Regions from separate parts of the Homo sapiens genome. Here region 1 is linked to region 2. Evidence: chromatin loops called from intact Hi-C (ENCODE). Cell type or tissue: PC-3. All regions are shown on one strand.

What was found. A loop is a pair of places that touch in the nucleus more often than their neighbours do. Peaks named below come from ENCODE experiments on the same cell type or tissue, not always from the same donor. Only the 100,000 strongest peaks of a DNase experiment are listed, where the experiment ranks them.
Region 1: a loop joins it to region 2, with 5 times the contacts of the local background. A loop is called at or near these places in 5 of 110 quality-filtered maps.

The regions. Positions count from the first base shown.
Region 1 is chr10:69,694,299-69,698,298 of GRCh38, reverse strand. No RefSeq gene overlaps it. Among named protein-coding and RNA genes, the nearest start is that of LINC02651, 12 kb to the right of the region's middle. In PC-3, CTCF peaks have their summits at 1,789 and 1,988 (motif pointing left); a DNase peak (open chromatin) is centred at 2,048; H3K27ac peaks cover 511 bases; H3K27me3 peaks cover 314 bases.
Region 2 is chr10:69,643,011-69,647,010 of GRCh38, reverse strand. No RefSeq gene overlaps it. Among named protein-coding and RNA genes, the nearest start is that of FAM241B, 15 kb to the right of the region's middle. In PC-3, a CTCF peak has its summit at 2,278 (motif pointing left); a DNase peak (open chromatin) is centred at 2,260.

The sequences.
Region 1 (4,000 bases), 51 kb before region 2:
AATGGTATTTCTAGTTCTAGATCCTTGAGGAATCACCACACTGAAAGGAAGACACATTTCTAATGTATATGCATCATACATCCAACAGAATGGATAAAAAGAAATCCACACCAGGTCCTACTGAAGGGAGATTTTATATCACCAAAGATAAAGAGAAAATCTTGAAAGCAGCCAGACAGAAAAGACCACTCATCTACCGAAAAATTACAATTAGATTGCCAGCTATCAGCCATGGGAGAGGCCAAAAGATAGGGGGAAATACCTTCCAAATGCTGAGGAAAAAATTAATCATCAGCCCAAAGTTTTATATGCAGCAAAACTATCTTCCAAAACTATCGTTTCAAAAAATATATATTTCAGGTAAATAAAAACTTAGGGTTTTCCACTAACCTTCATGAAAGGAACTCTTAAGGAGGCTGTACTTTAGGAGCATCATGAATCTTGTTTCCTTTAGTAATGGAAATAGCCCCAAAGCAGGAGACAGAAGAGCCAGTTCCTAGCCTTGCCTCCTGCATTAAAGCAGGGTAAGATCTTCACAACATCATGTCATTTTCAGAGCCTTCAGTTTCCTCAGCTGTTACATGAAGGTGAGGAAAGCTTTCTCGGCTTATTTAAACCATTGCTGAAAGGTGATGATTCTCGAAGTATGGTCTAAGGTCCCCTGGCCATTTCAGGGGGTCCCACAAGGTCTTCCCTTTTCCAACCACATATCCATATGAGACCAGATTTTCTTCCAAAAACAGCCCGCAGGAACAGTTTGAAGGCAGAAACAGGTACGGGAACCTCAGCGTGTCGTATTAAGCCAGACATAAAGGAGGTTTTCCACAATGTAAAACGATGCAGCAAATGACTTGATCCACCTGGCTGAAAGGACAGGCATAGATAGCACCAATAGGAGAAATGTCACATTTGAGAGTCCCTGTGCTCACTGTCGAGTCAGAGGATATAACACAAACCAGTGGTCTCCCGCTGCCTCAGCTCACATCCCACTGCAAAGGAAGTTCTCCTGACAGCATGTCTGCTGGGTTCCCAGAGCCTGGCTTTCTACCTGCACCAACAAGGAAGCCAGCCAGCAGAATGGCAAACAGGTTTTTCTTCCAGGGAGAGGTGGAATGTGAGAGTGGTGGGTTAAATGCTCTGATACAGGTGTGTTTCCCTGGGAAGCAGGCAGCCAGTTGGTGTGGATAGCTGGGTGGGCGGGTGCAGGGCTGGGTGGATGCAAGTCTGAGAGCCTGGCTGCTGGGACGCCCTACAGCATCCCAGCTCATAGATCTTGTCCTTGCCTTATCCCATCCAACTTCCCTGAGGGGTTTGGGGTTTAAAAAATATACAAATCTTACATTTTTCTCTGATATATTTTTTTTTTTTTTGAGATGGAGTCTCACTCTGTTGCCCAGGCTGGAGTGCAGTGGCTCAATCTTGGCTCACTGCAACCTCCGCCTCCTGGGTTCAAGCGATTCTCCTGCCTCAGCCTCCCAAGTAGCTGGGACTACAGGCACGCACCACCACACCCAGCTAATTTTTGTATATTTAGTAGACACGGGGTTTCACCATGTTGGCCAGGATGGTCTCAATCTCCTGACCTTGTGATCCGCCCACCTCGGCCTCCCAAAGTGCTGGAATTACAGGCATGAGCCACCACACCTGGCCTCTCTGATTTTTTAAAATAGCTTTTTTGTGGTAGAAGACACATGACAAAAAATTTATCATTAGCGACATTAAAATACACTCACAATGTTGTACAACCATCTCTCTGATTTGGCTCTTATTTAAGTATTATTACATGCTTGTTATGTAAGGGACGAGGAAAAAGTAGAAAGAAAGAAGTAAAGATTATCCAAAAGTTTACTCTCTGAATACAGCCATAGTTAATACCTGAGGCCACTGCTCCCAAACCTTGCACTGAGGCCCCTGGGGGCACCATCGCCAATTCACAGAGTGGCTGCAGGGATATTTTAAATTTTGTGGGAAGTACAGTGACACCTGCCGGATGCTCCGCACACTACCAGTTTCAGCTTTAGGGCCCACTACATTCCTTTCAGTGACATCATATCTTTGCGAAGTGTTTTGGTGGTTGCTGTGATAAAAAGCAAATACCATGTGCAAATCATTGTGGACCAGGAAATGAGGTGATGGCATCCGATATGATTCCAAGGTTTGAGAAACCATGCAGTACCCAACATATTATACATCCCATTAGTAAATAACTGTGGTTAAGAATGGAATAAAAATATCTTTTCCTTTATGTGTATTTTTAGATGGCTACAAAGTTGTTAGGACAGACATACACATTGATTTATTTAGACCTAACTACTTAATAATGGATCTCTTTGGTGTTTCTTTTGGTCTTGGGGGCACATAAGTAATAAAAAAATTACTGTGACACTAAGGGTGCTATGGAAAGAGGAAGTTTGGGAGTCTCCATTCCAAGGCATTTACATCTAACTTTCCGGTGTGTCCAAAAATGACTATATTAATATCTTAATTAAGCTCATGTGTGGATACAATTTTATAGTGAATATTACCATCAATCAGTTGAAGAAACTGGGCTCCAGAAAGGAGCAGTCACACAGCTAGCCGGGTCCCTGTTTGTCACACCTTGCTGATTCACTCTTTAAAAGCCCCAAGATGGCAGATCTCAAGAGCCAGCCTCACCAATCAACATTTACGAGGCTTAGAATCACCCTGTCTTACTTTAGGCTGTTGGCATGGTGCAGCCCCTGATTCACTGATAAATCAGAAATGCCCCAATCTTCCCTCATTACCCTGGAAGTTCATCCACCCTTCGACATAAGATTCTCATAAATATATAGCAGATGACTCTGGAAAAATAAATCCATTGAGCTATTATCAACCACGGATACCTCCATGTGAACAAGCTTATCAGAGCCTTTCCTGAGAGAAGTTTTGATAAGAAAAAAATTAGGTCTCTGAGAAAGTGGGTAGGCTGCGTGTTTCACATGAGACTCTTTGGAAATACTGATGCAGAGATTTGTGCAGAAAGAACCAGTCCTGCCTCGCTTGGGTTCCTTAGGCCTTCTGGAGGTGCTCCCTGCAAAAGGAGCCAAGCAAGGCAGGACTGGGAAAGGAAGGAGGTGAATCATGATGAGGTTGCACCTGAGGCCTCAGCCATCCTATGGGGGGGCTCTGCAGCTGAGATGGTCCTCCAGCATGGTCCCAAATTGAGGCACGGGGTGGGCCTTCATATCCTAATATCAGATTGTCATTGGTTGTAGTCTCCCATGGCAGCAGATATGACCCAGAAGGAGGCAGTCTCCAGAATGCAGCTGTGAGCCATCCACAGCTAAGAGTCCCAGCAGCTGGAGGATGGATGATCAGCCTTGCAGAGCAGACCTGGCTAGAGTCTCTCACTATTCAGTTCAGGGCCATCTTCAGAAAGGAGAGGAGATGCTCTCAAGACAGAGCTGTGAGCTGGGGCCTCTGACTCAGGACTGCAGGGGCCAAGGGGAATCTGGTAGGAAAGGAAAAGTTGTTCAGTTGTTTTGGGGACAAGGAGAAGTCATCCCCAGATCTTAGAATCAGAACAGAGGGTCAAATATAGCCTCAAGATGGATTTTGTCTGGCTCATAAGTAGCCAACACTTGAAAATTAGGAAATTTTGGCTGGGTGCGGAGGCTCACACCTATAATCCCAGCACTTTGGGAGGCCAAGGCAGGCGAATCACCTGAGGTCAGGAGTTCAAGACCAGCCTGGCCAAGATGGTGAAACCCCATCTCTACTAAAAATACAAAAATTAGCCAGGCATGGTGGCACACGCCTGTAGTCCCAGCTACAAGGGAGGCTGAGGCAGGAGTATCACTTGAACCTGGGAGGCAGAGGTTGCAGTGAGCCAAGATAGTGCTACTGAACTCCAGCCTGGGCAACAGAGCGAGACTCTGTCTCAACCAAAAAAAAAAAGAAAAAAAGAAAATGAATTAGATTTTATATAAAAATTCGTATTTCCTGCTTCTCTTTAAAAAGCTAAATATCTAGACAGTCT
Region 2 (4,000 bases):
GGAATGGGTTAAACCCACTATGCACACATGAAACACACTACATGATATAAACATTTCTTAGAAATATGAAATTCAGCTGGAAAATAGATTGGCCAAAGGCATAAGAAAGAGGAAGAAAGAGAGTGAAAGAGAGGGAGAGTGAAAGGGAGAAAGCAATCATTAAGAACTCAAAATTTAGCAAAATGAGAAAAGTTACCTAAAAGACTCATGATTCTCAGCCTGAGCTCATACCAGTCTGTCCTGTCTGCAGTGTGGCACATGTGAGGAACAGAACTTTCAGGCTTGTCATCAGCCTGACAATGCTCGTGTGGAGTTGGTTTTGGGCCTGGCACGGGAGTGGGGAGGCCACCAACCCTCATGCCACTCCACAGAAAGGCCTCCTGGGGCCTCAACTCTGCTCACTGGGAACTCTCACTCCCAGAGGGGAATCCAGGAGTCCAGGAGCAGAGAGCTGATATTCCTCCTGTCCCCAGGCCTGTTTCCATGGTGACAGCGACCCTCACGCTGTGAACACCAAGAAGGGAAGCCAGATCACAGGTCCTTGGAAGCAGAGCAAGCTCTCCCTCCTGGGGGCCTCCTTGCCAGCTCCTCTCAGCCCCAGCCCCCAGCCCCCAGCCCCCAGCACGGAAGTCCTTTGTCTCTAGCTGTGTCTGTAACTGCCTTGCTGCCCCTCGGCCTCCCCTCCAGCCCCCCTTCTCTGTCTGCCGAGTAGCACATGTTCTCCCGCCTCCTGATTGATCTACTCAGGGAGAATGGGGGGAAACGACTCTTTAATTAATCTCCTGCCTTAATTAATTATTGTAATGGCTTTCAACTTGGGGGGAACGAGGGCCACAATGTACTTAACATGTTTTTATGTCGACGAACACATTTTCTACTTTGCAGAGAAAGAAGAGGCCTGTTTTGGGTTTGGGGCTGCGGAGTGATTTATAAAGGGCATTAACACCAGAGGACTCCTGCTGCGGACTCATGGGTTGGCTTTCTCTGGTGACCAACTTTCACCCTCCACCTCTCCCTCTCCCTTCGAGCTCCCCCAGTCTGCCCACCTCTCATTCCTCCCTTTCCGGTACTTCTCCCTCTTCTAACCTACCTCTTTTGCCTGGATTCACTTTGCTCGTTATTCCCACCTCACCCTCTCACTCTCACTCTTTCTCCAAAGACCCTTAAGGAAAATGGCCGCCGAGCAGAAGCTCTGAGGGTTGGCGTGCATTGGCGGCATGGAACAAGTCAGGGGCCTGGAAGGACACTGTGGGCAGAAAAGGTGGGCACCGGGTCAGCTTTGGCCTGTTTCTCTGTGGTGACCACTCACGCACCCTATGAAAGGCGGAGAAGGTTACCAGGAATACCTCGTATAAATAAAATGCTTTCCAGGCCTCAGTGGCCCTGGGTGTGAAGCCCTTTGGAGAAGGCTTCAGGTTCGCCGTGAGTGGGGAAAACGCTGTCTGGGCTAGCGGAATTTCTGGAGAGAAGAAGAAGAAGTAAAGAAGAAAAACAGTCCCACAAATCACTCCTCAGTGAGGTGAGAGTATCCACGGCAACCCGCCCAGGGCTGAGCACCAAGGAGGCAGGAGATGTACCGTCACCATGGAAACCACATCCTAGAAACTCACTGGTATTGGTCCCTGTTTGCCTCTGCAGATGAGGTGCTGGGGGTGGGGGCTAGACCTGCAGGGTCCCTGGAGGAACTGGGACGAGGTGAGCGTGAGGAAAGAGATAAGAAGGGGCAGGAGAGATGAGCGAGGGGAGAGGACAGGAAGGAGAGATGGAGAGAGCGCAGGAAAGGTGAAGGGAGGAGGGGAAGTTCCCAGGAATGAGACAGCCTCTCTCAGGGGCATCCTGAGCTCTCTGGCCCTTCCCCAGCAGGGGACGAAGTGCCCTGTGCCAAGCGAGGGGGTGTGCCGGGGAGCTGAGCCAGGTGAAAAGGCCTGAGCTGAGGCCCAGGCTGAGTCTTGCTGTTGGAGAGAGGCACCCACCCATCCTGGCTGCTTTTATTCCATCTCTGGTTATCATCTAGTCAAGATGAGTAAATGGAGCACACCTGGGCGCCCATTCACTGCCCACACTGCAACCTTCCAAAGGGTCTGGGACCAGAGGAACCCAATGTGCGGTCTCCAGTCCCTCCCCTGCCCCTGGGTGCCCACGCACAAGCATGCCCGGGCGGGAGGGTGATTGGAAGCTGAGCTCCAAAGCTGGCCTCTTGCCCTAATTACACCCAGATCCCGGGTTGCCATTCTCTTTTTCTGGAAATTAAGTGGCAGCTGGGTGCCTAGCGCCACCTTCTGGCAGCCATGATCAGAAATGGCTGGTCCCAGCAGGACCTCCACAGCAGAGCCAGGGATCCGCTCTTCAAGCCAGGCGTCAAACTAGGACCCTCCACCAAACGCCCTTCGGATGGCCTGTGGGCCAGATGAACTGTTCAGTCAAAGAAGCCACAGAGCGCATCCAGTTTAGAGAACCAGCACCAGCTCTGACACTGATGGGCTGTGTGATCTTGGCAAGCCCGTTGCCTCACTGGCCTTCAGTGTCCCATCTGTGCAACAGAGGCTTGGGCCAAATTGCCCAGCAGAGGTCTGAGTGCCTTGACTCCAGCCAGAATCTAGTCCCTACCTGGGGTATTCTGTGGAGTCTGAGGGGAGAAGCTAGAACCCCTCCTCCAGTGTCCCTCAGAACCGCTCCATGGCCCGGGGGCTCTGTAAGCCCCACATGGTTCAAGGGGGCCCAGCACAGGCGGGTATCAGTTTCCTATCACCTTCCCCTTATCAGGCAGGCCCCGCCAAGAAGCGGGCAGAAATGGAAGCCGCAGGACACACAGCACCCACTGCAAGGCATGCCCCTGCCCTCCTCCTAGACCACGGCAGCCCCACCTGCCCTCCTCTGTAGTCTGAAAGAACCCCTGGACCACAAGGCTCCTAGAAATCGGCTAGAGGAGGAGGAGCACTGGAGAACTGGCATTCTCCCAGTTGATGCTGGCACCTCCTGCCCTTCCTCCATTTTCTGCAGGTGAAGCCCCACTTCAGGACAAGGGGCCAAGTGTACGATGCTTCCTCAGCACCTGTGACTGAGCACACGGCTACTGAGCTGCCTGCTGGCAATCAAGGGAGCCAGCCAGGGCTGCAGGAGGGGGGTCTAGAGGGGACTGTGGTCACCCTGGTGTCCTGGAAAGTCACTAGGTAAGTGAATAGAGGTTCTGAGTTGGAGAGCCAAGTTCAAATCACAGCTTTCCGTTAGTAGTTCCACAATCTCATGATGTCTTCTCATCTGCTAGTTGAAGAAAATGGCAGAATCTTCCTCTCAGCGTTCTGCTGAGGATTAAGCAAGGTCATGTATGTACAGCCCTTAGCAGCACTCATCGTCACAGACTCCAATTCAGAAGATTCCAGATTTGGGCCAGGCCAACTCTGACTCATCCCAATATTAAGAGCATGTTTAAAGTACAATCTTGAGTGTTCCTTCCATCAGTAACTACTTATTGAGCACCTACTACATGCCAAGCACTGCGGTGGACCGCAGGACTAGAACAACAAAGAAGACAGACACGAGGCCAGATTTCATGGAGCTTCTCACCTGGTGGGAGGCAAGGGAGAGTCGTGAATAAACATCAAACAAGGACACAAAGAATGAGTTTCTCTGCATTGTGATGAGGAAGCAAAGACGCCAAGGGAGCATATGACCAGGAAGCTGACCTCGTCTGGGTGGTCACGGATGATTTGTCTTCACCTCTTTCTTCTTCCTGCTGATGGGAATGACAGCACGATGGCTGGAGCTTTGCAGCCATCTTGAACGATGAGGCACAGGTGCTGGATGAGGGGCCTGCATTCCTGATAACCTTGTGAAGGTACCTAAGCCCCCTCTGTATTCTCTACTCCTAACTTACAGGGAGAAAATGACTTTTATATTGTCTAAAGATGGTGTTGTTTTCACTGAACTGCTGAAGTGGAGTTAGTGTTGCACACACCGCCTCTTCATTAGACTGTAAGAACCTTGGGGGAAGATGGAGGGC